Linked DNA regions of Homo sapiens: region 1 is linked to region 2. A link is a loop called in an ENCODE intact Hi-C map of the cell type or tissue named here. Cell type or tissue: Calu3. All regions are shown on one strand. Each heading gives the region's core, and the rest is flanking DNA. Links, peaks and the distances in the headings are about the cores only.

Evidence for each region. Peaks named below come from ENCODE experiments on the same cell type or tissue, not always from the same donor. Only the 100,000 strongest peaks of a DNase experiment are listed, where the experiment ranks them.
Region 1: a loop joins it to region 2, with 3 times the contacts of the local background. A loop is called at or near these places in 2 of 110 quality-filtered maps.

Annotation. Positions count from the first base shown.
Region 1 is chr9:72,132,192-72,148,224 of GRCh38, reverse strand. It overlaps a transcript of GDA not described here. Among named protein-coding and RNA genes, the nearest start is that of GDA, 9.2 kb to the left of the region's middle. RefSeq lists an enhancer at 795-1,994. In Calu3, for the core only: no CTCF peak of the experiment used is centred there; a DNase peak (open chromatin) is centred at 7,424.
Region 2 is chr9:72,209,914-72,225,946 of GRCh38, reverse strand. It overlaps GDA (guanine deaminase), which reads right to left. Exons shown (of 14, transcript NM_004293.5): 4 at 15,173-15,260; 5 at 11,956-12,061; 6 at 6,441-6,468; 7 at 2,720-2,827; 8 at 163-270. Among named protein-coding and RNA genes, the nearest start is that of GDA, 68 kb to the right of the region's middle. In Calu3, for the core only: no CTCF peak of the experiment used is centred there; no DNase peak of the experiment used is centred there.

The sequences.
Region 1 (16,033 bases), core at 2,840-10,839, 77 kb after region 2:
GAATAAATGAATGGATGGTTTTTCTGTGAGCAGAGCCATAACCTGAGACAAATAACTATTTTGACAACTACATAAAGGGTGAGGGTTTCATTGCAGTGTGTGAGCAGTTTTTCTCTGAATTGCTGCTTTTAAGACACAGGGCTGGCTTATAGAAATGATTCGTTCCCTTCTCAGTTCCTTCAGCTCCCCCATAACCAATGTCTAAGGTGACCAACAAATCCTGGTTTACCAGGCACTTTCCTGGTTTTAGCACTGAAAGGCCGTTCAGGAAAACCGTCAGAACCATGCACACAGATGGTTGATCACCCTACCAGGGATCCAGAATTAGGAATCTCTGCAGCTGAGGTCATTACACTTGTCCCTGCTCCTTGTCACTTTCTCCTGATTCTGCCAACTGCACTCCCTCCTGGCAGTACCGACAGCCAGCACACTGAAAACATTCCCTTGTATACACAAAAACCTCAGACAGAAAGGTGAAGAAAATGGCTTTTGAGATAGGATTCAATCAGATGTTTCCAACAGATGTATTACTTTCCTAAAACAGATACGGTTAATAATTTTTTTGATGATTAGGTTTTAATGAAAACCTAAATGTCAAAAAAAAAAAATAGAGACTAGTTTTATGAACTAGAATATATCTACTTGATAGAACATTATACAGTTATTAAAAACAACAGGAGAAATATATAGCCACAATGTTAAGCTTTCAAAAATGGCTTCTGGCTGGGCACGATGGCTCACGCCTGTAATCCCAACACTTTGGGAGGCCGAGGCGGGTGGATCACGAGGTCGAGATTGAGACTATCCTGGCCAACATGGTGAAACCCCATCTCTACTAAAAATACAAAAATTAGCTGGGTGTGGTGATGCGTGCCTGTAGTCCCAGCTACTCAGGAGGGTGAGGCAGGAAAATTGCTTGAACCCCGGAGGCGGAGGTTGCAGTGAGCTGAGATCACGCCACTGCATTCCAGCCTGGTGACAGACCAAGACTCGGTCTCAAAAAAACAAAACAAAACAAACAAACAAAAAACAGCTTCTATGCTACGATGAAAACCATGAAAAGCTATAAGCATATTTGCTGGAATTGAAAAGGTACATCAAACAATGTGTGTTGTTCTGTTGAGATAATGGAATTGCTAGGTAGAGAATTTTGTTTTGATTTTTTTAATGTTGTTACTATGTGGTTTATAGGATGAATAATCATTATGATGCTTTTAAAGAAATTAATCGTCTTAAGCAGAAGGATTGGCCATGAACCTCCAGGTGACATGGCATTAGTGCTCCTCAGGTAAATTTTAGCTCTTTTGAGCAATGCATAGTTCCACTTCCATTCCCAGTCAAGTTGTAGGTACCTGGGCCCAGGATCCAGAAGCCCTGGGTGCTATACTGCCAGGCAGCATGGCTCAGCCACATGCCAGAAGTCTTGGCTTCCCAGCCAGGCATGGTGGCTCATGACTGTAATCCCAGCACTTTGGGAGGCTGAGGAGGGCGGATCACTTGAGGTGAGGAGTTCGAGACCAGCCTAGTCAACATGGTGAAACCCCGTCTCTACCAAAAATATAAAAAATTATCCAAGTGTGGTGGCGCACACCTGTAGTCCCAGCTACTAGGGAGGCTGAAGCAGGAGAATCGCTTGAACCCGGGAGGCAGAGATTGCAGTGAGCCAGGATTGAACCACTGCACTCCAGCGTGGGCAACAGGGTGAGACTCCACTCTCGGAGGTGGCAACTCCTTTAAATTGCTGGTCCTCCTGCAATTTTGACTCCCATTCTGGTATCCCCAGGGAAATATTCTCCTGGCTACAGAGGTTTGGAGGAAAGAGGGAGTACAGAGCTTTCATATTCACCCTCAAAATACAGCCCAAGCATCATTAGTGCTCCACCCCCACATATCACTTCCTTCAGAAAAAAAGAGCCCCGCCTTGGCATGGAATATTCCCTGGCTGCTTCTTCAGGCTTGGCTACCTCCACTCTCCCATATGCTATGAATCCGCTTTGCTCACACTCTTCTCTCTGCCTGTGGTGCCCTTTTACCACCTTACACCATGTCTGCCTCATTGTCCCACCCACTCCCCCAACCCCCAACCCCCCCTCACCTTTATCCAGGATATCTTTACATTTCTGCTCTAGAGTGTTAAGTGTTCCTCCCCTGAGTTTGTGGGTGTGCTGTAATTGTTCCATTACTCATCTATACCCCAAAGAAGATGTGTTTTTCTGAAGGACCATGTCCTCTTTCTTTCTGTGTATCCATCCCCTTAACACAGTCCCTGGTCACTAGGAGGTGCTCAATAGATTTATATGAATATTGAATTGCAGGAGATGGCTCTAGTGCCTATATTTTAGTCATAAAAATTAAGAGGCTATAGTGGGTGTCTGCTAATGGTGAACAATTCATTGGGACTAGAACTTAAGGATGAGTTTTATTTCATTTATTTAGTTTTCCAACATTTTATGAGAATGTTCAGACATAGAGAAAAATTTTAAAGCTTCATTTCTTACAATCTCAATTTTCTCTATTTCAGATGGAGCCAAGTAGCCCCCAAATTCCCCAACTACTGGGGTGGGATCATCGTGTTCTAAACCTCCAATTGCCTGAGGCCAAAACCTAGACCATAGCATGATTAGCTTTGACATTTTGCTCATCTCATGAATGTAATTATACCTGTAGCTTAGTCAGTCAGTCCTTTTTGCTAGATAGAACCTGACTGTTTGAAAAGGCTTTCTCCTCTATTATCTAATTTTGAGCCTCTCAACAACCCTATAAAATAGGAAGAGGATGTATTTTAAACATTCCACAGATGGGGAAACTGGGGTTCAGGGAGGTTGGCTTGCCTGTGCAGTTAATATAGGATGGACTTGGATCTTGAGTCCAGTTGTTCTCATACATTGTCTCATCACAGTAAACTCCCAGGAATTGTTCATTCAGTTTTGCCATGACTCACTTGGCCACTGCACTGTGGGCTGTCATCTACAACTTTCACATTGTACATGGTTTTCCAACAGTTGCTGGTGACACTCAGATCTAGCCTGCAGTAAAACTAAAGGGAATAATGGGCCTTGAGAAAAACAGGAATCCAATCAGCGTAGGTCAGTAGAATGGGCTATCGAAAATAACTCAGGTTTTCATGAGGTACAGAGAGTGCAGGGAAGCAGTTTAAATGAGAGGCCACTTTTCCTCTCTTATCTAGGAGAGAAGTTGTCATTGTACAGTGAAATAAATGCCTGCCTATTTTATTTATTCTTTTCATGTAGCTAAATCTATCAGTTTCCATGGTGCCCTGTGCTCACCATGGAAACTCTGACAAGCTTGTTATGCTTTAGAGAAAAAAAAAAAAAAGATACACCAAAAATTTGAGATGGGATAAATGCGTTCCTTTTAAAACTGTGTGTTCTTCTGAGTGGGAGGCCTTAATGGATAGCAAATCATAATGATCTCCATTTTCCAGTTCTTAGGTGAGAACCCAGGTTTGCCTATCCATAGAGGCAGCACCCTCGGCCCCCCAAAACTACTTTATCTGTATAGTGTAGTTATGCCAGTGAGTATCCCACCTCTGTATTTACTGACAATAGAGAGATGGCTCAATTCATATTTTGTCCATTTTTATGAGAATATAGTGCTAGTCCCTATAAATATTCTTTAACAGTTTGTTCACTTAACAAATATTTATTGGACATCTATATTATGATAGGCACCATGCTAAGCACTGTGGGTATGACTGTATGAAACAGATATTGTCTTACCTATATGGAACTAATATATTTTCTCTCTGCCACCTCTAGGAGTAGAAATTAATAGCTTTCATAGTATTACTGTAACATTTCCCTAGCATAATTAGTGAATGTCGTATTATTATATATACTACATGTCAAATCTTAAGTGATACGAATATAATACAAGGCACTTAACAATTGATGCTGAAGTGACACATTGATAACAATGCTCTAGTATGCTATTTGATATTACTTGTTTTAAAGAAGTCTATTGTTAATATTATTAGTATTTTGAGGTAGAGTCTCACTCTGTTGCCCAGGCTGGAGTGCATTGACACCATCTCAGCACACTGCAACCTCTGCCTCCCAGGCTCAAGGGATTCTTCTGCCTCAGCCTTCCCAGTAGCTGAGACTGCAGGCACCTGCTACCATACCCGGGTAATGTTTGTGTTTTTAGTAGAGATGGGGTTTCACCATGGTAACCAGGCTGGTCTCGAACTTCTGGCCTCAAGTGATCCATTCTCCTCAGCCTCCCAAAGTGCTGGGATTACAGACATGAGCCACTGCGTCTGGCCAGAAGTCTATTATTTTTAAATAGCTCCTATATTACTCTTGAAAAATCGGCATATGTTTATTTTATAAGATTTGAACATTTAAAAATACCGTATCTCACTATCCAGATATATTATCACCATTAGCACCCTTGTGGTTTGTTTAGAAAAGTTCAAATATAGAAAAGACAAAAGATAGTAGCCTAGAAGTTTGTAGATGAGAAAAGTAGGGAAGAGGAAAGCTACCTCTTCTTTTTAGAATAGCAATTAAGTTTGGAGAAATGCATACATTTTACCTGAATTTTATAGAAAAAGGGAAAACAGAACGAGAGGAATGAGTTGCAACTTGACTTAGGTTTTATGCCAGACAGGTGCAGGGAGATATTTTTCTGGCTGGAAGGTTTTAAGTAGTATGTAGGCAGCTGTTTCCATCACCTACTCATACTGCTGATCCCTCAAATCAGGTAGCACGTTAGTAAAATTTAGCTGATGCCGGCTTCCTACCATGACAGCAAGCTCAAAGCAAATATTCTTGGGCCGGGTGTGGTGGCTCATGCCTGTAATCACAGCACTTTGGGAGGCCTAGGCAGGTGTATCACCTGAGGTCAGGAGTTCGAGACCAGGCTGGCCAACATGGAGAAACCCTGTCTCTACTAAAAATACAAAATTAGCCGGGCATGGTGGTGCATGCCTGTAATCCCAGCTACTCGGGAGGCTGAGGCAGGAGAATCGCTTGAACCTGGGAGGCGGAGGTTGCAGTGAGCCGAGATCGCGCCATTGCACTCCAGCCTGGGCAACAAGAGGGAAAATCCACCTCAAAAAAAAAAAAAAAAAATTCTTGACCTGTGTTATTTTGTGTACATTTATGCTCCAACATGGATTATAAAGGTATTCTAGCCAGGTACAGTGGCTCATGCCTGTAATTCCAGCACTTTGGGAGGCCGAGGCAGGTGGATCATCTGAGGTCGGGAGTTCGAGACCAGCCTGACCAACATGGAGAAACCCTGTCTCTACTAAACATACAAAATTATGCAGGAGTGGTGGCACATGCCTGTAATCCCAGCTACTCAGGAAGGCTGAGGCAGGAGAATCGCTTGAACCCAGGAGGCAGAGGTTGCAGTGAGCCAAGATCGCGCCATTGCACTCCAGCCTGGGCAACAAGAGCAAAACTCCGTCTCAATAAATAAATAAATAAATAAAATAAAAGGTATTCCACTTTTACTATCAAGGGATAAGCAATACATACAATCAATATCTATAGGTTCCTATTCCAGCTCAGTCACAAGCCAATGATATCTTGGCAAAGTCATTCTACTTTGGGCCTTGGTTTCTTCATCTGCAAGATGAAAGGTCACCTGCTATCACTGGTTCCGTACTTCTTTTTTTTTTTTGAGATGGAGTCTTGCTCTGTTGCCCAGGCTGGAGTTCAGTGGCACGATCTCGGCTCACTGCAAGCTCTGCCTCCCGAGTTCACACCATTCTCCTGCCTCAGCCTCCCGAGTAGCTGGGACTACAGGTTCCCACCACCACACCTGGCTAACAGGATGGTCTCGATCTCCTGACCTCATGATCCGCCCACCTCAGCCTCCCAAAGTGCTAGGATTACAGGTATGAGCTACCGCACCCGGCCAGTTTCCATACTTCTTTATTCCCAAGGATTCATTTCCTTATTCCTGCTACTTACATACCTTAAGTTTTACATTGTATCAAGAAAACTAGTACAAGACAGAAACTCAATAAAAGCTGTTAAATGAAAGATTTCCCCACTTCTCATTCATCAAAGACCAAAATAACTACCAATCAGAACTTCTGATGAACATGAACTATCTAGCATGTCGAGTTCACATAATTCAAATCAAATGCAGGTCTAACATTTTACTTAGCCCATGCAACCTATCTCAAGTTGGACAAATTCTGTTAAACCTTTGTGAAAAGTTAGAGACTCAAGAAACAGCTTGAATTTGTTGAACAATCCTCCTAAGCATCCTGGGACTCCAAGTTGATCAATATTGAAGTAGAGTCGGGAAGCCACTGAAATGATTTCACACATTTTTGGGAGCTACTTTGCCACTTTTCTGCTTTGAGATAGAAGAATCTATACATCTCTAATGTGCCACATTGATAACTGAGACCTAGGGCATGAAATGAATCCTATTAGGCTCTCATTCTGGGGATCTCAGAGAAGGATTGGTTTTTCCCAAGGTTATTAATGTGCAGCTTAACTGGTTTGAGCTGACCGTGGATCTAAAGTGAAAAGACGCTTACCTCAGCTAACAATGCATGCTAGCCGAGGTGCTGAGAGTCATTGCATGCATGTTCCTAGACTCCATGTTCCTGGAAACCATAATGAGATTGGACTCCACTCTAGCAGAAAGCCAAACATTATCATCCCTACAGATGCTACACAATTAGTGCCTCTTTAGATAGGTGTAAATTTCATACAGAAAGTAAAAACCAACTGAAGCTCAAGTTAAATTGTCATAACAATGATTTTAAGGAAAAAAAAATTCTAAGGAATTCTCACAATATTATTTAAATAGGTAAAATTAAACTTATTTGAAAAACTATAAATGAGTGTCAAAACTTCCTTCCTTTGTGTATATTTCTAAAGGGATGATTTTTAATATTATATATAAATGAAATTTACCATTTATGTAACACTCTTCCATATAAAATGCAAAACCCACTAACTATAGTTGTGAGAAGAATCCAGCCCTAATAAGAAGGAAGAAACCATCTCTGAGAAGCAATTTTTGTTATTGCTTTTAGAAGTGTGGTTTGTGTTTTTGGAATTCTTTGTGGAATGGCATATAATAGGGAATCAGTAAATATTAATATTAGACAAATTAATGCTAAGTTATATATAATAAAACTCCAGTTCAGAATCACTCATTCTCCCCCATGGAGCATTAAAATTGCCATAGTGTCCATATTACCAAAATATGCTATGAAATGAAAAACATGTGATTGGGATTTGGAGCATGTGTAAGTTCAGACAAGGCTGAAAGTGACAGAAAACCTCAAGCGATCCTCCTGCCTCGACTTCCCAAAGCCCTGGGATTACAGGTGTAAGCTACTGTTTGGCCTGGAATGACTCTTCTCACTTTTATTTACAGACTTTGCTTCCCTTAGATCTCAGACTACAGACTACATGGATTCAGGTCAGAGGTGTGGTCACCATGACTTAGAAGAATGGCATTTAACATTTTGGTGCCGTGAGGTATGTACTTCCTTTTAGTTAATTACAGTCATTTCCAGATATGGGACATTTTGCTATACTTATTTCAATGGAGAAATATTTTAATGGCCCGGAACACATAATATGACAACATCAATTTTATCATTAATATGTATAATTTTTACCCATTCCTCATGTCATCCTAAGATTGATTACAAAATCAATCAAAAACCAGCTAAAACTCTGCAGTCTAAATGGGAATGGGAATATATTGTTTTGCATAACAACAACAACAATGAAAAATCTATGGTCACACTCTTTCTGGCAGCGCAGCTTTGTTGTAGGTTCAATCACTGTCTACAGCACCCAACTTCTCTCTCTGCCCTCTTTCCTCCTCTTTTCCCGCTCTTCCCTTCTCCTTCTCTCTTCCACACAGACTCCATTCTCTGACGTCTCCCTCCTCATGATCACAAGGTGATGACAACAGCTCTAGACTTTATACTCTCAAATTCAGGTGAAGAAAAAGCGAAGCGACCTTTCCCAAAAGTTTCAGAAAAATACAAAAACCAAACTCATCATCTTATTTGCCACAATAGGCTGATATGCCCAGCCCTAACAACAATAACAAAAGCATTATAGCCGGGGCAAGGTGACATGTGACACTCTGATCTGGGTCTCATGCCCCATCTGTTAGTTAAGGAGCAGGTAGGTGAGGAAGTACAGGCACTCAGGGTAGGGAACGCGGGGTTCCCTAGAGAACTTGGAATATAGTGTCCAGAAGAAGGTGAATGGGTGCTGGGCAGCAAAAACAGCAGGTTTTTATTAGGGTGTGGTAGGTACAGGCTTTTGATTAAAAGTTACCTACAACTAACTGATAGGCACAGATATAATTAGAAATATAACCCGCATAAATATTGATAAAATATAGTAGAATACATGATGTAAGTTAAATAGTTATTGCAAGATGCTTTCATTTTCCTCTCAAAACAAAACCTTATTTTGTGCCTCTTATGAGTAAGATGCTATGCATTGTGTAGGATATAAAACTGAGATTCCCTGCCCTCACACTAAGAATCACAGGAGGAAGGGTAAAAAGATGAAATGAATAATGGAGCATTTTTTTTTATTAGAGGCGAGGGTCTCCCTATACTGCATGCAATCTGGTCCCGAACTCTTGTCCTCAAGTGATCCTCCTGCCTCAACTTCCCAAAGCCCTGGGATTACAGGTGTAAGCTACTGCACTTGGCCTGGAATGACTCTTCCCATTTTTATTTAGAGACTTCTCTTCCCTTAGATCTCAGACTACAGACTACATGGATTCAGGTTAGAGGTGTGGTCACCATGACTTAGAAGAAAGGCATTTAACATTTTGGTGCCATAAGGAATGTACTTCCTTTTAGCTAATTACGGTCATTTCCCAGTATGGGACATTTTGATATATGTATTTCAATGGAGAAATATTTTAATGGCCCAGAACATATAATATAACAATGTCAATTTTATCATTAATGTGTATAATTTTTACCCATTCCTCATGTCATCCTAAAATTGATTACAAAATCCAGTAAAGCTGCATTTGACCAACTACACCAAAATGCTTGGTTCGAACAAGTCATATAAAAAAAGCCCTACTTTGATCATTTCTGTTCATCAAATTTTTACTTGCTAACCTTAAGGTAAAGTGCTTGAAAGAGGAATAGCAGCCCATGCCTTGTCCATATTTTTAGATATTCTTAGATGTGTTAGGATGATGGACTATGACCATAAAAACAATATAACACGAAATGCATGGAAAGATACAACGATACAGATGTTTCATAAATGCAATAAAAACTTAATTACATAAATTATTCTCTTTCCCTAGTCAATTAAATATGATTGATGTTGCTGTTGTCACTGTTGTTTAATGTGCTGTTACCAGTTCTCGCCTTTCCCCAATCTCTTACTTTCTCATTCATTTAGTCTATGAACATTTGTTGAGCGCCTTGTATATGCCAGGTATTCTGTTAAGCCCTAGAAATTGAAAGATTTTAAAAAGTCATGACTCTTATCCTTAAGAAGCTTATAAGATAATGGCAGAAACCGACAGGCACACATGTGGCTGTGATAAACTGTCTGCAGGTGTCTCTTCCCCCTTCAACTCCTGCATACTCCATCGACCCATCATGGGGCTCTGTGAGGAGCAGATCTGTCTCCTTTACTGCTATGGAAACAGCGTTTAATGCAGTACCTGGCATGCTGTAGACACTCAATAGATGATTGTTAGATGTGTTAAGTGCAACAGTAGAAGTATGCAAGAAATATTGATTCCTGCCTCATAAGAAGAGTAGATGCATACAGAGAAGTTGGTCTGGGGCAGTGATTTTCAACTAAGAGCGGTTCTGCTCCCTGAGAGAGCAGGAGCACCATCATCTTGGACAAACACCACCACTTTAAGTTCCAGCTCCCTTTCTAGCCTCATGCGTTTCAAGGCAATCACTTCTCTTCTAACTACAAGCCGCCAGAAAGAGCAGACAGTAAAACACAGATAAAACAGCTTGGGCACAGAGGGAGGTGGTGGGAAGTCTCTTGGGTAACTGCCAAACTTCACCCTCATACAATGGGCCCCAGTAAAACAGTGGTCCTTAATAAGCACATTCCTTCTCCTTCAGGTGCACTAAGATAGGGAAGCCAAAAGCAGACTCGGGGGTATGCCTGCAGCTGCAGACAGATGTATGGGAACAGATACACAACTCTCCCTCCCATATAAGCACAACAAAGAGACACAGAAGCAGTCTCAGCCTCTGATAAACTCTCCCACCCTGAATCCTTAAAAACTCAGTCTGTAAGAGAGTGTGGCGTTGACCTAACTCGGCCAGAAGCCTTTCTCAGGCTTGTTTAAAATAAACCTGTCTCTGTTGACTGTAGAGCCACCCTTCGTGTTTCTCTCCTCTTTATTTAATTCTTACACTCCCCAGGGAGCACTTGGCAATGTCTGAAAATAATTTTGGTTGTAACAGTTGAAGGTGGGGGGGTGGGTTATGACTGGCATCTAATAAGAAAAAAACAGGGATCTAAGATGTTTAGCAGCACAGCCTCCCACCACAAAGTTATTCAGTCCAAAATGTCAATAGTGCTGAGATTGAAAACCTTAGTGTGGGGTAAGATCCTCAGTTATAGGATCTTAAATGTTCAGTGATCTTTGAGCTTCTAGAAGCACCACAGAGTCTTAGAAAATTGTAGAGTTAAAAAGGATCTTAGGGCCAGGCACGGTGGCTCACGCTTGTAATCCCAGCACTTTGGAAGGCTGAGGCGGGCACATCACAAGGTCAGGAGATCGAGACCATCCTGGCTAACACAGTGAAACCCATCTCTACTAAAAATACAAAAAAATTAGCCGGGCGTGGTGGCAGGAGACTGTAGTCCCAGCTACTCGGGAGGCTGAGGCAGGAGAATGGTGTGAACCCGGGAGGTGGAGCTTGCAGTGAGCTGAGATGGCACCACTGCACTCCAGCCTGGGCAGACAGAGTGAGACTCCGTCTCAAAAAAAAAAAAAAAAAAAAAGAAAAAAAGAAAAGGATCCTAATTTTTTTTTTTTTTAATTTATTTATTTATTTTTTAATTTTTAAGGATCCTAAATTTTAAAGGATCTTAAATTTCACTCCAATTCCCCAATGAAATCATTTGTATTATTCTTGGAAGATGGTCTGCTATTAATTTTCAGAGGCAGAAAGTTTAGTTCTTTGAGTGATGATCATTTCCTTTGTTAGTTTTAATATTCATATGTATGTTTTTGTTGTTGTTGTTGTTGTTGTTTTCTTTTTGAGACGGAGTCTCACCCTGTCTGCCAAGGACCAAGGCTGGAGTGCAATGGCGCAATCTCCACTCACTGCAAGTTCCGCCTCCTGGGTTCACGCCATTCTCCTGCCTCAGCCTCCCGGGTAGCTGGGACTACAGGCACCTGCCACCATGCCCGGCTAATTTTTTGTATTTTTACTAGAGATGGGGTTTCACTGTGTTAGCCAGGATGGTGTCAATCTCCTGACCTCGTGATCCGCCCACCTCGGCCTACCAAAGTCCTGGGATTACAGGCATAAGCCACCGTGCCCAGCCTCATATGTATATTTTAATGAGCCAAAAGTTGCATTTGAAAATGTCACTGTTTGTGCTAGGTAGCACTTTCTGGGGCAAACAAGAATAAACCAGTATTCTCTCACATGTCAATCTTCCAGGATTTGAAAATGGTGGTGATTGCCCTAAGACTCTTTTTCCCCATCAGATTCATCATTCTACTATTTTTTAAGGCAATTTAGAAGAATAGTACAGTGTATACTAGAAAATATTCTATATGAACAACTGATAAAGTGTGAGATGACAGGTACTTCAGGACTGATCTCCCAGGCACTGCATTAAGCAATATTGAATTTCACATAATCACATAATGAGAACATTGTTTGCATTTGAATTTTTAATCCTTCTTAAATCTAGGACACAGGCTCAGTTTGGTATAAAAAATATTTAACATTTCTGTAGCCTTGTTAATTTATCTTTTTAAAAGAGACAAGAGACCTCAGAGTTAGAACTTTCTATAGGCCACAGTATCTAGCTAGAATTCAATAACATTATTTTGTTCATAATACATTTATGTTCATGGTTTTCTTCTATTTATAGTAAGAGTTGCTGGCCTTTTATAGATTTGGTATAGCTAGTTTCTTATTTATGGCTTTATGTAAAGTTTTCTACTTAAATAATTGAGTTTAAGTCTGAAAAATGGGATTTAAAGAAAAAAGTTAATTGCAATACAGATTTACAGATAGAACTAAATCAATGTAGGTGCCATTTGTAATACCCGAAGTTAGAGAAATAAATGTCAAACTATGGTCATAGAATCAAGCAGGCCCCGCGTGGTGGCTCATGCCTGTAATCCCAGCACTTTGGGAGGCCAAGGAGGGTCAATCACCTGACGTCAGGAGTTCAAGAGCAGCCCGGCCAACATGGTAAAACCCCGTCTCCACTGAAGACACGAAAATTAGCTAGGCATAGTGGGGGGTGCCTATAATCCCAGCTACCCAGGATGATCTTGATCTCCTGACCTCCTGATCTGCCCACCTCGGCCTCCCAAAGTGCTGGATTACAGGCGTGAGTCACCGCGCCAGGCCAACTATTCTTAAAGTCACAAGAGCTTGATCGAGGACAGAAATACTACTTTGTTCATACTTCTATCTCCAGTAAGCAGCACACCTTCCTCGTAATAGATGCCGTTAGGTGAAGATAGGAGAGGAAAGCGAATAAGAGCCTGGGATTTGGAATCAGACAAAGCTGAATTTGGGTCCTGGATCTGCTACTTATGACTATGTGATCTTGTCATGTGGCATCATCTTAAATCCCACTTTCTCAGCATGAGAATACAAATGGCTACTTTATTTCACTGTTAGAATTAAGTAAAATAGTACACATATAATTCTTGGCATAGTAGCTAGAATATAAAATGTGCTCAAAATATTATTGCTATTTTTTATTATTTGATCATGTGATTACTTTCGTTGACTGAAATTGAAAACGCACACACACACACACACACACACGTACGTAGGCCATGATGTTCAGAATCATACTTTAATTCATCTTTGGTTAAAAAAAAAAGTACTTATTTGTAAGAATGTAAAAATGAATTGATCTCGCCAATAAATAGCTAACTGTGGATATTGATGTAGAGAAAAAAATGAGTGGAGTAGGCTATATTTGGCTAACATTGTCTTCCCTGATCTATAGAACCTTGTGGTTCCACAGGAATATTGCACAACAGGGAAGTAACCAAGAAGAAACTGAAGAGTTAATTGCATATCATTGACCAATATGTCCAACCACTTCTTTTCCCAGTACCATGATTTGCCCAAAGGAGCTTGGTTGACTGGAGTCAGCTCTGTACTAACAGTTCCAGGACTGCCACCAGGCAAAATTGTCAAGTGGAAGCTCTTCTACTTCTTCATATGGCTCACAAGTATTAATTCAATTCTATGTACTCTTTTTTACCCAACTTCTTTCCCAATAAATTTTGAGGCAGAATCTGTGCAGGCTTACAACACCATAAAAAACAAGTGCCGGCCAGGTGCAGTGGCTCACGCCTGTAATCCCAGCACTTTGGGAGGCTGAGGCAGGTGGATCACCTGAGGTCAGGAGTTCCAGGCCAGCCTGACCAACATGGTGAAACCCCAATCTCTACTAAAAATAAAAAAAAATAGCTGGGCATGGTGGTGGGCGCCTGTAATCCCAGCTACTCATGTGGCTGGGGCAGGAGAATCTCTTGAACCCAGGAGGCAGAGGTTGCAGTGAGCCGAGATCACACCACTGCACTCCAGCCTGGGTGACAAGTGCAAAACTCTGTCTAAGAAAAAAAAAAAAAGTTGGCGGGGGAGGCCTTCCTGGAGCACAGTAGGTTTTATGGAGAGTTTTCAGAAATACAAATTTAGGTTTCACCCTCAGTCAGGGAGCTAGTTAGAGCAGGCATAGTACCTTGCATTTTACAGATGAAGGAATTGTGATAAACATTAAATGTCATGTTTAAGATGACACTAGCTCTCTAAGGTTCTTGGGCCTTTGACAAGTAGTTCAAGGCCCATTTCATGGCACTATTTGGTCTTTTATTTGATGAAACTACTTCAGCCCAAAACTGGCGTTCATCCCTATTTGCCAAGCCCCTTCCCTTTCCCTACTCCCTCCACTAATTCACTTATTCATGATCCTCCCGATGTTTGTCCCACCAATGATTTTCACTCTTTACACAAGAAGTAGAGAATCTGATAGGTTCTTACACACTACATGAGAAACACAGGGAGAGTTCAATGTGTAACCCAGATGATCAGATTGCTAAACCTTGGAACCTGATGATAGCACACTCCTGTGATAGCTCAAATTCCAATATAATAGGACTGGGGATAGGTTTCAGTCCGCACAGTGGGTTCTCCCAGCTCACATCTTGAACCTTGCACTAAAGCAGCACTGCATCATACAGAGGACCCCATTCATAGGGTCACAGCAGTATTCTATGACAGTGGAATTTCTAGCATTGTTTGGGAGAATATTTCTAAGAAGCCAGTTTATGTGAGAAGAAATAAGAGGGCTTTCCCAATTCTCCTTACATTGTAACCAGAGTGAACATCTACTCTGCCCAGGAGAAATCAGAATGATGGAAGGCTGTGGCATTTTGCAACAAATGATCAGGGAATAATTGCTATGTGGGCTAAGGTCACTCTGCTGATCTAAAATCGAGCCTTGCCAGCTCGACATTCCCAAAGAACAAAGTTCACATAGATCAAGGAAGTCCAAGTAGTGTCAAAACCATTCACATTGCTGATTTTTAAAATGGAAAAGAATTCATGTAATAAAATAGCTGACCTGCTAGAACCTGCAAATCAATAGATAATATAGATTAAGTACTGAAAAATAAAGCTCAGAGACTGCTTCCTAAGCTAAAATTATTATTATTATTATTATTATTTTTTTTTTTTTTTTTTTTTTTAGACAGAGTCTTGCTTTGTCACCTGGCTGGAGTGCAGTGGCGCTATCTCGGTTCACTACAACCTCCGCCTCCTGGATTCAAGCGATTCCCCTGCCTCAGCCTCCCAAGTAGCTGGGACTACAGGCATGCACTACCATGGCTGGCTAATTTTTTTGTATTTTAGTAGAGACAGAGTTTCACGATGTTGGCCGGGATGGTCTTGATCTCCTGACCTCGTGATCCACCCACCTCGGCCTCCCAAAGTGCTGGAATTATAGGTGTGAGCCACTGCACCTGGCCAACTAAAATTATTTCTTGTTACCAGAGAAGAATAATAGTTCACCTGAAATTGATTATTACACAGGGGATACCCAACTGCCTCTTTTTCTTCCCTGGTTTCACTTTGTCCTTGGCGGTAATGGAACCCATCTCATAGTCAAGTGCAAATATCCAAACTGCCCAGCATAAGGGGGTCTCATAAGCCAGAGTCACAAATCTTACAACTTAGTCGGGTACAGGGATATTGTTCTGATTAGTGTTGGAGTAGTGGGAGGTGAGGGAACTCCAGAAACTATAACTACTTAGGGTCCAGTAAAACCTCAATAGTCTGGGAGTCTCTCAGTGTTTCTGGACAACCATAGCAGTGCTTTATGGGGCATTTTTGGGGGTACAGGTCTTGACACCAACAGCATCCTCTTGACTGATTTGGAAATCTTCAGAGTGATGACATGATTTAAAAAATAGGCTAAGATATCTGCACTTGTCATTTACCATCAAATTGGGCAGGACAGAAGACATGCCAAACAAGTCTTCCCTCTCTTCACTGTGTACTACTGTCTGTCACAGCAATTTTGTCACTGGTATGAGGCATTGTTTTTTCCATGGTCCTAGGAGCCATCCTACAGTGTGCACTCACCCTCCCTCAGGTCCCTGCCAGGGTATTATTATATCCTGTGACATGGGAGAGTGTTCTCATATTGGTAAATTCTTTTGTATTCAAACTTTCTTGTACTCACCATGGTTGGGCACCCCACCGTGGTTGGGCACCCTCAGAATCCACTCTCAGGCATATTCTCCCAGTTAGTTAATCCTGAAATTGGACCTAGAAGGGTGAGAC
Region 2 (16,033 bases), core at 3,605-11,604:
ATAGATATATAAACTTTCTGTGTACCCACAAAAATTAAAACTTTAAAAAAAATTTTTAAAGAAATGTATTCATATCAGAAATCTGAAGATTACTATTGAGATTTTAAAATTGAGATAAATATGCCCTCCTTTAAACAGATTATGTCATGATATAAAACTTACCTTATTTGTCAAAAGATTGTTTTTATCATACACAGATGTGTAGTTTTTATAACTGGGGTATAAGTTTTTCACAGCTTCAACTTCATCACGATTTTCACTTATATGGCTCTACAAGAAAAAAATAATATTTTCATTTTTCTTCTGTAAAATACCATTAGAAATTACACTTCCTACCTCAAAATGGTGTGAATGGTTTTCTACTTGCCTATTTAAGGGACCACATAGAAAGGCAATGAAGATTACACATGCATTTTGTTAGAAACAATTATATTCATCATAGATAATATAATGTATATGACAAAGAAACTGAATATTATGAACATGTAGTGTGTGTGTGTGGATGTGGGTGTGGGTGTGTATGTGTATGTATAATATCAAGACAAATTTTTCCAACAAAGTCTTTTCAAATTCTGACCTCCAGCTGGAACAAATATGAAGTCCTCCTTGAAGATAGTCAGGACCCTAGCAACCTGCCTCTTCTGGTGCTGGCCTTTCTTTTGTTTTGAGATAGGGTCTGGCTCTGTCGCCCAGGCTGGAGTGTAGTGGCACAATCTCCACTCACTGCAACCTCTGCCTCCCAGGTTCAAGTGAGTCTCCTGTCTTAGCCTCCTGAGTAGCTGGGATTACAGGCATGTGTCACCATGCCTGGCTAATTTTGTATATTTAGTAGAGATGGGGTTTCACCATGTTGGCCAGGCTGGTCTCAAACTCCTGACCTCAAGTAATCTGCCGGGCTCAGCCTCTCAAAGTGCTGGGATTACAGGCGTGAGCCACCGTGACTGGCCATACTGGCCGTTTAAGAAAAGAGCTCAGTGTTCATAAAAAAGCAGACAGTGGGGTTCACTTATATGAACACTGGAATTTGAGTAAAGAGAGCTGGGTTTGGCCCAAGTTCTGACAGCTATGTGTCCTAGAGAAAGTCATTCTTTTCTTTGGACAGCAATTTTCCCATCTTTCAAAAAAAAAAAAAAAAAAGGGTTGGGCTAGATGAGTGATTTTCCAAATTCTCTCGGCACTGAATATATTATTCATATAAAAATTCACAGAAACCCAATATATAGAAGGCATAAAAGCACTGCCCCTCCGGATGCAGCAGGATTGAGACTCTGGGACCCTGTCTCCATTCTGTGCCCTTTGTTAGTTTCCAGAATGAGTTCTCCAAAAAAGAGTTTGAAAATAGCTGAGCTAGAAAATTCCACGGTCATCAAGAAACAGCCCATAAGAATCCACATGCAAGCAAAACAATAAGTCCTATGCCCCCACACTGAAAAAGGCCCCTAAGACCTTTCTCTAGGGCACCACAAAATCTAAGAGGGCATAATTAATACTTCCAAGAATGGCAATGCCATTTAGAATATGCGTAGCTAAATTTTTAAAAGAAAAAAATAGCAATGTTCTGAAAACACGTGTTTTACTCAGACAATGAACTCCATCCCTGGCCTTGAGGAAGTCCCAGACCACCGATGAAATGCATGGACAGCAACAGAAGAAAGGACAATCTGATGATTCGAGTCATTTGGATAAATGTGAGTAAATGTGCATACATCCACATGCATCTCTCTAGCAAGGATAAACTTGATTTTGTTGTGTGTTCTTCTCATCTTATTTTTCATGTATTTTTAAATGTTCATGTGTATTTTATTTTGTCGGCGACAGAAGCATTTTGTTTGCAAAGCAGAAACATCAGGTAAGTTTTGAATTTTATCTCCAGCAGAGAAATGTGTGGGACTGAATTAAAAATTCAAAAATTATAGGCTGCAAATAATAATAACAATAATAGGGAAGGTGAGAGCGGTTAATGGTTCCTAAGAAAATAGATTTGGGAAACAAAAACCAAAAAAACACTGATTTACAAATGGTAAAGAATCAATGTGTTGTCTCTGCCCTGATCTGACCTTTCTTATAAGACCGTCAACTCCTAAGAGGAGAAATTTTAGTACAGTATGTAATTAAGCTTGGATGGGAGAAGGGGAACTCTCAATTTTAACCCAGATATAAGCTTTAAAAAAGTGTTTTATTCCTAAATTGCAACAATTTAATGACAAAGCAAGGTATACTTTTTTGTTCTGATTTTAAATTAAGAAACTCAGAACAAAAGGGATTTTAAATGCTATTTTGTAAGGTGGAAATTAGGCTCTTTTTGCTTTTCAAATAATAGCTGGTTTCTCTAAGAATGAAGGTACAGAACACACTGAGAAAGTATCAAGTGAAAGAGAAGTAGGAAATAAATGCATTAAATGTATCCTACAGAGAACAGATCACAGTCTGTTATTGATCTTGCCACTACTTAAAACGATTTTCTTGTCTTTAGAAGACTGATCAGAAAACATTGAGGGTATAAGGAACTTCAGGTTTCTTATCTGCAAAATGAAAGAATTGGATTAGGTGATATCTACAGGGGTCCTTTCTCTCCTGTTATGCTGTGACTCTAGGATATCTCAGTTGAAGAAACAGATTACTCAGTAAAACAACTACAGATTATTGGAAATGATGATTTAAGGGTGCTGAGAAATCTTGCAGGTCTGCATAGAGGCATAAAGAGAAGAAGAATACCCACCTGAATGTGCAAATCACGGGTTTTAGCAATGTTGCCCAGTTCACCCATCAAAGTCTCAGAGCAGGAGAGGGAAAAACGTGGTGTCACTATGGGCTTCACTCTAGAATACTGGAGATAATTAAAAACAATTGATACCTCTTCCTTACATCATATACAAAAATTAACTCAAGATGGATTAAAGACATAAATGTAAAACCGAAAACTATAAAAACCCTGGAAGGGCCAGGTGTGGTGGCTCACACCTGTAATCCCAGCACTTTGAGAGGCCAAGGCAGGTGGATCACCTGAGGGCCGGGAGTTCGAGACCAGCCTGACCAACATGGAGAAACCCTGTCTCTGCTAAAAAATACAAAATTAGCTGGGCGTGGTGGCGCATGCCTGTAATCCCAGCTACTCGGGAGGCTGAGGCAAGGGAACTGCTTGAACCTAGGAGGCGGAGGTTGTGGTGAGCCGAGATCTCACCATTGCACTCCAGTCTAGACAACAAAAGAGAAACTCAGTCTCAAAAAAAAACAAAAAACCAACCAAACAACAACAAAAAAACAACCTTGGAAGACAACCTAGGCAATACCATTCAGGACATAGGCATGGGAAAAGATTTCATGACAAAGACACCAGAAGCAATTGCAACAAAAGTAAAAATTGATAAATGGGATGTAATTAAACTAAAGAGCTTCTGCACAGCAAGTGAAACCACCAACAGAGTAAACAGACAACCAACAGAATGGGAGAAAGTTTCTGCAAACTATGCATCTGACAAAAGTCTAATATCCAGCATCTATAAGGAACTTAGACAAATTTATAAGAAAAAAACAACCCAATTAAAAAGTGGGCAAAGCACATGAACAGACACTTTTCACTGTTTTACATATGATTGATGCAGCCAACAATCACATGAAAAAAAAGCTCAACATCACTGATCATTAGAGAAATACAAATCAAAACTGTAATAAGATACCATCTCATACCAGTCAGAATGGATATTATTAAAAAGTCAGAAAAATAGCAGATACTGGTGAGGTTGTGGAGAAAAAGAAATGCTTATAGACTGTTGGTAAGAGTGTAAATTACTTCAACCATTGTGAAAGACAATGTGGTGATTCTGCAAATACCTAGAGACAGAAATACCATTTGACTCAACAATCCCATTACAGGGTATATACCAAAAGGAAATAAATCATTCTGTTATAAAGACACATGCACACATACACTCACTGTAGCACTATTCACAATAGCAAAGGCATGGAATCAACCTAAATGCCCATCAATGATAGACTGGATAAAGAAAATGTGGTACATATACACCATGGAATACTATGCAGCCATAAAAAGAGAATGAGATCATGCCATTTGCAGGGACATGGATGAAGCTGAAGGCCATTATTCTTAGCAAACTAACGCAGGAAGGGAAAGTCAAATATTGCATGTTCTCACTTATAAGTAGGAGCTAACTGATGAGAACACATGGACCCATAGAGGGGAACAACAAACACTGGGGCCTATCGGCAGGTAGAGGATGGAAGGAGGGAGAGCATCAGGAAAAATAACTAATGGGTAGTAGGCTTAATACCTGGGTGATGAAATAATCTGCACAACAAACCCCTATGACACACATTTACTTGTGTAAACAAACCTGCATATGTACCCCTGAACTTAAAAGTTTTTTCAAAAAAAGGAAACTATGGATATCATGAATGTGAAGGGTACCCCAAAATGCATATCATACAGCAAGATGATTTTGTGTCTTCATTTTGGGGAGCAGTCCTCCATTCTAACAGTCGGTGGAAGTACGGGGTTTCATGAAAACAGCTCAAAGTGGAGAATAAAGGAGGGTATCTTCTTCAGCACCCAAGTTCAACAAAAGATCCTATCCCAAATGACAGATGCTCCTCTGCCACCACATTAAGGCTCTGATGAAGGCTAGACTGGGTAGCCTTTATGAAGAAAAGTGGAGGCTGAAGTTTTAAAAGAGTGCTGGGGAGACTAAAAGTGAGGTGATAGCCGATTCCATTTTGGGAATACATCTTGTCCAGGTGTGCTGGTTACAGCCTTCCTGAGCACTATTCAGTTGTAGGATTGGCTCTGGTGGCACCTGAGGTGAGTGGCCAGGCAGGAGAGAAGGACTCATAGAGGGGTAGTGAGGATAAGGATCTACAAAGTTTCATCTAAATCTCCCAAAGTTAGATGGAAAGAAATTTTGAGATTTCTTATGATTTCCTATCAGGCCCCAAAAGATGATCAGGGAAGGGTCAGGCTTGCCAGTCTAAGAGATTGCTTGACAGAGCCACATGCCAGCCTGTTAGGGGTGGAGGCAGGAAACAGCATTGTCTCCACAGGCTCACCAACACCAGGGGACCACAATAGGGGGTGCCTGCTGCATGCCTGCAGGCCATGTGAGGTGTCACACACATAGGGACCAAGACAGCCAGTGGCAGGGGCATAGGACTAGACACTGCCTGTGTTACAGAGCAGACCAAGGGCACAAGTGGCCAGAGCCAATGTTGAGGTGGCCACCAAGCAGTCCCCAACTTCCAGGTGCCACCAGTCAGCCCACGCCCATCAAGCCCTGTCCCTGCTTGCCAGAAACCAATCCTGTGAAATCAGAAGATCCCAGAGGGGGGTAAGGAAAACCACTGAGGAAGAAAAACCTACCCTGAGACGGTAACTCTAACCTGAGCAGTGACTGAGATTGTCCTAATAAAAATTGGATCAACTAAAAGCTTAGTGAACTTAAGACGAAGTTTACCTGCCTGACGAAATTTAGTTTTTCTGTTGCATGTAGGCATGGGGTTTGGGAGCCAAGAAAAGTACACACAATTTTAAGAATAAAGCAAGTTTGATGTTTGTACATATGTGAACGATATCTAAACAAATCCACTAAAATCATTAATATTTCATTATTTCAAAATGTATTTAAAACAAAACACAGAGGGCTAGGTACAGAGCTGCCCCCAAGAAAGCAAAAAATGCCTGACCTCTGTTTCTATAAGTTTGACTTTTTTTAGATTTCACAAATAAGTGAGATCATGCAGTATTGTCTTTCTGGGGCTGGCTTATTTCACTTATTGTAATGGGCTGTAGGTTCATCCACATTGTCACAAATGGCATGATTTCCTTCCTTTTTATGGTTGAATAATATTCCATTGTGTTTGTATATAGACATATACACTGCATTTTCTTTATTTGTCTGTCTACAGACACTTAAGTTGTTTCCATATCTTGGCTATTCTGAATGATACTGCAATGAATATAGAAGTGCAGATATCTTTTCAAGATGCTTATTTTGCATCTTTTGGATATACACCCAAAAGTGGGATTGCTGGCTTATGTGGGGAGATGATGGTCAAAGGGTACAAATTTTCAGTTATAACATGAACAAGTTCTGAGGATCTAGTGTACAGCGTGTGTGGGAATAGATGTGTTAACAAATTTGATTCTAATAATCAATAAACAATGTATAAATATATCAAATCATCACATTGTACACCTTGAGTGGATTCAATTTTTGTCAATTAAATATTTTAAGATAATTTTTTAAAAATGTCTGACTTCACTGAGCTGACAGTGACAGTCCACAGTGACACATCAGGCTCTAGGTAAATACTTCTACATGCATGAGATAAGCCAGTCGTACACAGACTAATCACTATCAAGCAACTTTATGAATCCTACAGCTAATGCAAAGGCAATCTAAAAGCGAGCTCTGAACAAAGTTACTCACGTTCTTTTGGAGCATTTCTGACACAAATCTGAAATAAAGCAACAAATGGGTTAGAAAACTTGAGCATTTTCTTTTTTTCTTTTCTTTATTATTATTTTTTTCTTCAGACAGAGTCTGGCTCTGTCGCCCAGGCTGGAGTGAAGTGGTGCGATCTCGGCTCACTGCAAGCTCCGCCTCCCGGGTTCACGCCGTTCTCCTGCCTCAGCCTCCCGAGTAGCTGGGACTACAGGCACCCGCCACCACGTCCAGCTAATTTTTGTATTTTTAGTAGAGACGGGGTTTCAGCGTGTTAGCCAGGATGGTCTTGATCTCCTGACCTGGTGATCCGCCCTCCTCGGCTTCCCAAAGTGCTGGGATTACAGGCGTGAACCACCGCGACCGGCCGACCATTTTCAAATAAACATTTTAAAAAGATAAAAACATGATTCTTACATATCCTGATTTTCATGCAAACATTTCTAATGCTGCACATGTTCCACCACCACTAATTAAAGATTAACAAGTAGTAATTACTCTGCTTTTTTACTTGCAGCCAGAGATGGAGTGCAAAATCACAGGGAAACGTAATGTTATCATCTAGCATCGGTCGGGCTGTTCTCAAATATTCCCACAGCACTCAAGCTGTTCTACTAGCTCAAGCTCCGTTTGGAGAAATGTTGCAATATATTATGCTCTACGGTTGTTAGAGTCATGAAGTCCTATGCACTTGGAGGCTTTTAGAAGCCATGAAGCTCTTTACTTCGAATTCTCCTAAAGTGGAAGCTACTTGTTCCCACAACATCACCATTTATTTACAAGGGTAGAGTTCTCTTGGGGATGAACCTTGGAGTAAAGCAGAAGGAAAAGGCGAGAGTTGGTTGTGAGGTGCATGGGGAATGGGATGGTAGTGATCCCACCAGTTTATGCCTGCAGGGATGGTGGCAACTGTAAAGACTATGAAATGGCTCTTTCTGCCCTCCCTAGGCAGCTGTAGTTTTCTGCCTTCTGGCATTCCTTTGTTTCAGAACAAAATGAGAATTAAGGTTTACTATCACCACAAAAATGGATTAATAGATAAGCTGGGATAGGCTGATGCTAAAGGAAGGCGGGTACTTCCTCCTCTCTGTGAGCATGTAAGCAGCCCCTCTGCTCCCTTTTCAGAGGACACTTTTAAGGGGAAAGGGGTCTGGGGAACAGAAAAAAAGCTGAACTTCTAAAACCTGCATCAGAATATGTTTGGTCTTGGCAAAGATTTGTATCTAAAGCATTTTCTTCTGTATCTCTTAGATGTTGAACAGAATAAAATTACATTTTGGCCAGGTGCAGTGGCTCACGCCTGTAATCTCAGCACTTTGGGAGGCTGAAGCAGGCGGCTCACTTGAGGTCAGGAGTTCAAGATCAGCCTGGCCAATGTAGCAAAACCTCATCTCTACTAAAAACATAAAAATTAGCTGGGCATGGTGGCAGGGGCCTGTAATCCGAGCTACTAGGGAGGCTGAGATATGATAATTGTTTAAACCCGGGAGTGGGAGGCTGCAGTGAGCTGAGACCGTGCCACTGCACTCCAGCCTGGGCTACAGAAGAAGACTCCATCTAAAAAAAAAATAAAAAATAGAAAATAAAAATAAATAAATAAACCAATACAATTTCTTGTCAAATCCTTAAGGTACTATAGAAATGCCATTTTAAAATATAAGAAAAGTATTTATATGGTCAGTAGAATCTCCCAATGTTGTATGAAAAAGAACATAATGAAAATTCATAATCTCAAGCCATAGTATGACCCACAACCAAAAGTAATTTAATGAGCAGGCCATATGTACTTAAAAGCAAATCCAATCTACAGGAGAAGCCCTGGTCTATAATAAAGGGTAGGGAGAGGGTAAATGATTTACTTCATTTTACAAGAGGATTTACCCTAGGACTCCTATAGCAAGTTCCTGCAGGCTTTAAATATAATTTGTTACACAAAAATAATATTGACATTCAAGTTGGACAAACCCACACAGTGACCTTGGCAAATAGGAAGAATGCCTCAGTGCATTAATCATCTTTCAACTTTAATTCGACGCAGTGTGTTAATACATCTTGAGCTTCTCAGGCGTTTTTTGGTTTTGGCTTCAACAATGTGTGATTAAGGGAGAAAAGTGAGGGGAAGAATGCTAGAAGCATCAAGAGAAGCACTACTGTACCACAGGAGAAAATCACAGAGAGCTGGAGTCTCTGCAAATATGCTCACAGCTATTTATTCTGTACAAAATCTTCCTTTTAAAAAAATCTAATCACTTTCTACTCAACTCTTATCTAAAGTGGATGTGAACTAGAAAACACAAATGTACATGAACACAATCTCACCCACATACTGCTATTTTTAAAAACTATTTATATTGAAGTATAATTTACATACCATAAAATTCACCTGATTTAAGTGCACAAATCCATGATTTTTAGTAGATTTATTGCGTTTTACAACCACCATCATAACCTAGTTTTTGAACATTCTCATCACCCCAGTTAGATTCCTTGGGCCCATTTAGTTAATAGCTATTCCTGGGCCGGGCACGGTGGCTCACACCTGTAATCCCAGCACTTTGGGAGGCTGAGGTGGGTGGATCACGAGGTCAGGAGATCGAGAGCATCCTGGCTAACACAGTGAAACCCTGTCTCTACTAAAAATACAAAAAATTAGCTGGGCGTGGTGGCGGGCGCCTGTAGTCGCAGCTACTTGGGAGGCTGAGGCAGGAGAATGGCATGAACCTGTGAGGCAGAGCTTGCAGTGAGCCAAGAATGTGCCACTGCACTCCAGCCTGGGCAACAAAGCAAGATTCCGTCTCAAAAAAAAAAAAAATAGTTTTTCCTACTTCCAGCCCCAGGCAATCGCTGGTGTTCTGTCTCCATGAATTTGCATTTTCTATACATTTCATATCAATTAAATCATACAATGTGTGGCCTTTTGTGTTTGGTTTCTTTGTCTTAGCACAGTGTTTTTAAAAACCATCCATGTTGTAGTATGTATCAGTGCTTCATTCCTTTTTATGGCTGAATAATATTCCATTGTATACCACATTTTGTTTATCCATTCACCAGTTATGAACATTTTGGTTGTTTCCACTATTTGGTGCAGGACAAGTTCTCATATGGCCTTGGTGACCCAGTTTTTCCCCTTTTCTTACTTGTAGTTATCAGAATAACTGTAGAATGTGCTGGAAATGCAACCACCCTGAGATATGGAGAAACTGGTCAGAACAGCCTGGGTTCTGTTCCCATTTCTCCTAGAACAGGATGTTCTGCAATGTTTTAGCTCAGTGAGACCAGTTTCATCTGGGTATAAAACCACAGGTAGAGCATGCTCACAGGGTCCCTCAGCTATGATGTGATGTGGGGCATGCACATATGAGACTCTTGGGCAACTTTCCTGAGCCGTGGAGGATCAGTTCACCAAGGCTTCTATTGTCCCTTGCTACCTATCTGTGCATAATAAACTTGCTTTGCTTAACTTGTTGTATAAGTGTGCTGTCTCACCAGATTCATGCAAGTGGTGTGCAGTATTGGTGAGGTGTTTAGAGTCCTCCCCTGGGATTGATACCTATGTGCAGTGAACCTGCTCTGCATTTGTCTTCTATAAATGATGTCACTATGAACATTTACCTGCAAGTCTTTACGTGGAAACATGTTTTCATTTTCCTTGCACATCTTTACTTTTTATGATTCTATCTGCATATGGTATCCTATTCTTTGAGGTGGAAATCTTTCCAAAGTAGGCTGTCCACAATCTTTGGGAATCCAGCTCAATGTCCAGCAGCAGCAGAGTGGGCCTTGGTCCCTCCCATGGTCTCTCTCTAGCCTGTGTCACCACATAACATCCTCAGAGCTTTTATTACAGGTAGTAGAGTGAGGCCCTATTCCCTAGGAGCACAGATGTAGAACCAAAGCAGAAAAAGGAACCACATCTTCCCTCCTGTATGCCTGCATTTCAGCTTGCAGAGATGTTCTTTCAGGTCACCTTTGTGGAGAGGGGATATTCTAGATCCCTATATTAGCCTGTTATGGCCATTACAGCATACATCCAGAACAACTTTCCTGTTCCCAAGGTAGGACGAAATAGTAGTGAAGGATGCATATACCACCTTGAGAAAACAATAAAAGATACCCTATTATGGTAACTTTTGGTGGTTTCATTACAAAAAAAAATTCTTCTTTATACCTTTTTGTGTTTCTCTAAGTTCTGGACCATGGAAACACATATTACTTTGGTATCTTTTAAAAAAATCCTTTTGTAGTGAAAGTCTTTCATTAACCTGTAACTATAACTCATTTTTCCTAACTTCTTGTATACTATTTTATTTCACAAATAATTATTCACTTCCATCATCATTTTTAAATTAACACATGCCATAGCAAGTATTCTTGCATACCCTCTGTTTCTCTCTCTTTTATTCTCTTTACTTACATTGAATATGAGGTGTGATCTATATCATGAGAGAAAGAACTTTGAGCCGGGCACAGTGGCTCATGCCTGTAATCCCAGTGCTTTGGGTGGCCAAGGCAGGTGGATCACCTGAGGTCAGGAGTTCAAGACCAGCCTGGCCAACCTGGTGAAACCACGTCTCTACTAAAAATACAAAAATTAGCTGGGTGTGGTGGCACGTGCCTGTAATCCCAGCTACTCGGGAGGCTGAGGCAGGAGAATCTCTTGAACACAGGAGGTGGAGGTTTCAGTGAGCTGAGATCGCGCCATTGCACTCCAGCCTGGGTGACAGAGTGACAGTCTGTCTCAAAAAAAGAAAAGAAAAGAAAAAAAAAAAAGAACTTTGAATTTAGAGTCATAGACCCTGGTTTTGAATTCTGGCTCCACTACTTAAAAGCTGTATGACTGTGAGCAAGCCTCTTAGCCTATGTCAGACTCAGCTTCCTTATCATAAAAGACAGATGTGGGCTGGGCGTGGTGGCTCACGCCTGTAATCTCAGCACTTTGGGAGGCCGAGGCGGGCAGATCACGAGGTCAGGAGTTCGAGACCAGCCCAGCCAACATAGTGAAACCCCGTCTCTACTAAAAATACAAAAATTAGCTGAGTGTGGTGGCATGCACCTATAGTCCCAGCTACTCAGGAGGCTGAGGTGGAAGAATCGCTTGAACCCAGGAGGCAGAGGTTGCAGTGAGCTGAAGGTTGCAGTGAGCTGAGACCACGCCATTGCACTCCAGCCTGGATGACAGAGTGAGACTCCGTCTCAAAAAAAAAAAATAAAAATAAATAAAAAATAAATAAAAAGACAGATGCTTCATGGAGATTTCTATGAGGATCAAGTGTGGCACTACAAAGGAAAGCTCTTTGTAAATCATTAATGATTATCGAGTGTTTGATCAAATTCACTGTAGACTAACCGACCCATTGCATTAAACAGAACATTCTGAGTCACTATGTGCACATCCCAACTGGGTGATAACAGTATCCTGTTTCCTTTTTCCATCTCTAACTCCATCAGTGCAGCACAGGAATTCACCTGTAAGACAAATCAAGACAAATGGGCCTTTTACCTCTCAGTTTCCTTGATCGATTCCTCAGTGGTCTCCTTGTATTCTGGAAAAGTGTCATTCAAATCCATGCAAACTTTGCCCACAAATGCCCGCTGTCCAAATTTATCTGTAAAGTATACACAAAAAGAATATGAAGGCATGTTTGTTTCTGAAACAGTACTTTTTCTTTTTCTTTTTTTTTTTTTTTTTGAGACGGAGTCCCGCTGTTTAGCCCAGGCCAGATTGCAGTGGCGCAATCTCGGCTCACTGCAAGCTCCGCCTCCCAGGTTCATGCCATTCTCCTGCCTCAGCCTCCCGAGTAGCTGGGACTACAGGCGCCCGCCACCGCGCCCGGCTAATTTTTTGTATTTTTAGTAGAGACGGGGTTTCACCGTGTTAGCCAAGATGGTCTCGATCTCCTGACCTTGTGATCCGCCCGCCTCGGCCTCCCAAAGTGCTGGGATTACAGGCGTGAGCCACCGCGCCCGGCCAAAACAGTACTTTTTCTAAGCTTTCAACAGTAATTTTTAAATTAAAATCATATATGGAAAACATAAATGAAAATGTAAAAGATCATCCACCATCACACCACTTAAGAACAAGAACCACCACAAATTCCCTACTATATTCAGTAAACAGTAAAAGTTTTTCTATTCATCACTTTAACCCACTACCTCCCCCATCCCCATTCTCAGGCTGTCAGGTGGGTTTTTTGGTTTTTTTGTTTGTTTGTTTGTTTTGTTTTTGAGACGGAGTCTCACTCTGTCACCAGCCTGGAGTGCAGTGGCGTGATCTGGGCTCACTGCAACCTCCAACTCCCTGGTTCAAGTGATTCTCCTGCTTCAGCCTCCTGAGTAGCTTGGATTACAGGCACGCACCACTGTGCCCAGCTAATTTTTGTATTTTTAGTAGAGACAGTGTTTCACCATGTTGGCCAGGATGGTTCGATCTCCTGACCTTGTGATCTGCCTGCCTGGGCCTCCCAAAGTGCTGGGATTGCAGGCGTGAGCCACTGTGCTTGGCTGGGTGTTTTTAAGTTATTATTCAGTTTTTCCCTTTGCTTATCCAGTGTGTCTATATTTTCATTAAATATGTAACTATCTTTGCTCTCATTTTATCACATGGTAAAGGAGCAAACAGTCTCAGGTCCTAAAGAAAGACTCTCTTAGTCATTGGCATACCTACACTCAGCTTCTTCTACCCCAACTTACAATCTCCCTCCTGTCTCCTACTCTACCACCATCCCTTGGATCTCTCTCTCTCCCTCTCTCTATCATGGTCCTCTTCTAGACAAAACACAGAATGGCTGAGGGATAAGAACATGAGCACTGGAATTGGAAAGATTTGGACTGATTCCTTATTCCTCTGATTACTCCAGGTGGTGGATATTATTTGGTTAAGGTCTAAACCTATATATGTACAGTGTTCTCTGCTATGTGTAGGGTTGTGAGGAATACATGCAATAATATATATAAGGTGTCAGGCATGTGGTTATCTAGGCAACATACTGCTACTATTCTTTTTTTTTTTTAAGGTGGCGTCTCACTCTGTCGCCCAGGCTGGAGTGCAGTGGCACAATCTCAGCTCACTGAAAGCTCTGCCTCCTGGGTTCACGTCATTCTCCTGCCTCAGCCTCCTGAGTAGCTGGGACTACAGGCGCCCACCACTACGCTTGGTTAATTTTTTGTATTTTTAGTAGAGACAGGGTTTCACCATGTTAGCCAGGATGGTCTCAATCTCCCGACCTCATGATCCGCCCGCCTCGGCCTCCGAAAGTGCCAGGATTACAGGCATTAACCACCGCGCCTGGCCATACTATTCTTAACTGAAACAATGCCAATATTATCTGTGAGGAATTTTACGCAGTCTTACTAGCAGCTCTCAGCACTAGAACCTAGTCCTCATCAAAGGTGCTGGAAGAATTCTATTTCAGCAAGAAAGCTGAGGCTATATGGGACAATGGTAATTGTTTTTACAGTGTCTCCATCTCTGTCATAAGAGATTTTTAAAAACCTTTCTGCCTCTCTCCTTCCCCTGTAATTCATTTAGATAACTGGCCATTAGATTAATCTTCCTTAAAATACCACTTTCATCACATCACTCACACCTGGACTCAGAACCTTTTTTGAGTCTTTGGTGCATATTTGAGCTCTTCTACAATGTGAACCCTCCCATCTGCCTACCCTCTTCTCCCACTGCCCCCAGGCGATGAATCCACTCCTCTAGTTAAACTACTGTGGTCCCTGCATCCACTATTGACACTCCTGTTCCCATACCTGTGTCCTTCCCCTATCTAGAAGACAGTTTGTCCTCTCCTCATCTTGTCTTTACTTCAAAGCCCAGTTTAAAGGACCCTTTCATAAAGCCTTCCCAGATGTCGTAGTTCTGGGTTCTCTTTGCCTTCTCTGAAGACTGTAGTATCTATTTTCAGAGTCACCCATTAGGTCAGGTCTTTTGCATAAGCAAACAGTGGCATCAGTGTATCAGCCAACAGTATTTACTGAGCACCTGCTATGTGCCAGGTACTGTGCTGGGTACAAGTTTTGGAATCATCAACCCGAATCCAGAATCAGCTCTTCTTACTAGCTGTGCAACCCTGGGCATGTTACTTATCCTCTCTGAGCGTCAGTCTAACCATCTGTAACATGAGGACATCAGTAACCACTTCAGAAGGCTGTTTGCTGCTGAACTAATTCTTCCAGAGTGCTTTGCACAATGCTAGACGTCTAGTAACAGCACCATAGTTGTTACTAAGGTTAGTGATCAATGGTGTAGGTATTCTGTCTGGCTTCTCAAGGGCAGAGACTATTTTTTATCTCATTGCGTTTCCAGCATCTAGCACAGTGCCCTGACTCTAGCCAATAGCCACCATGTATCTGCTGATATAAGAAACTATTACCACAACTAGAATTAGTAAAGTTTCCCTAAAAAGCCCTAAATTAATACACAAAATTCAGACTCATATATATCATTCTGTAACCAAAAATTGTAAGTAAATAATCAGAGTACTTAGAAAATAGAAAACACTCTATGATACAGTTTTCTATTTTCTAAGTACTTTAGAAAATTTCCTAAGGGCCACAGTGACATATAGACACGTAATTACTTGCAAAAAATGTAATGCTCATGTTCTAGCAATTAAAAGGCAGGTCTGCCCAAAAGTACATATAAGTTGTTTGCCACGATGGTCTGGCTGTCTTTGCTTGAGGTGCCCATAAATCATGCTTCATTTGCTCACCTGTAATGTCGGCAAGGAGCAGAGATGAGTCAGTGTGAATTGTTGCAAAGTAACAAGCTGTGGTTGTTCCATTCTTTAGTGTTCTCCTCTAAAAATAAATCACAAAAACCGCGAATCACGTGTGCTCAGAAAAGTCACATGGTACATCCAGAGGAAAACAGAATTTTAGTTTTTAATTTTAAAATGTTTTTATTTAAAGGTATGCCATCTTGATGTAGAGTACAGTTAGGTAAATGGCAAAAGGTATTTATATTCCAAAAGTTAGCTGGAGGAGAAGCTGATACTTCTGATTTTTTCTCGATTCACACAGTTCTGTGCTTCAGAATTCATTAAAATGTGATACTAATGAATTCCTTCTTTCTTAGGATTGTTTAAGGATATCCAAATTTTATTGCATCTGGGAGTACATAAATAAGTTTTTCTTCTACTACAGAATAAAAATATTCAGCCAGACTTTAGCTCAACCTGGAAGGTTAATCACATATATCTATCTCCTTTCCTTCGCAAACTACAACAAACATGACAGTAAAGGAGTACAAACGTTATTAACCCACAAGAAGAACATGAGAGGAGAGACATGAGCAGAGAAAACATTTCAATATCTTCTTGGAAGACAAAAAACATGGACGAGAACCTGGAAGCAACTTGGAAAGAAGGAGAGAAGTGTGTGGGTTTTAGCAGGGGACTGGCTGGAAGTCTATGCAGGTATGATTAAACCCTGGCAGGAACCTTGTTGAAATCAGCCAACCACCCTTAACTTCTTCCTTATAAGAGAGATTTACTCTTTATAGAACCTGGATAGTATTTAGAGGGTACAAGCTCCAAAAGAGAAGGTAAAGCAGAGGTTTAAGTGAAAATCTG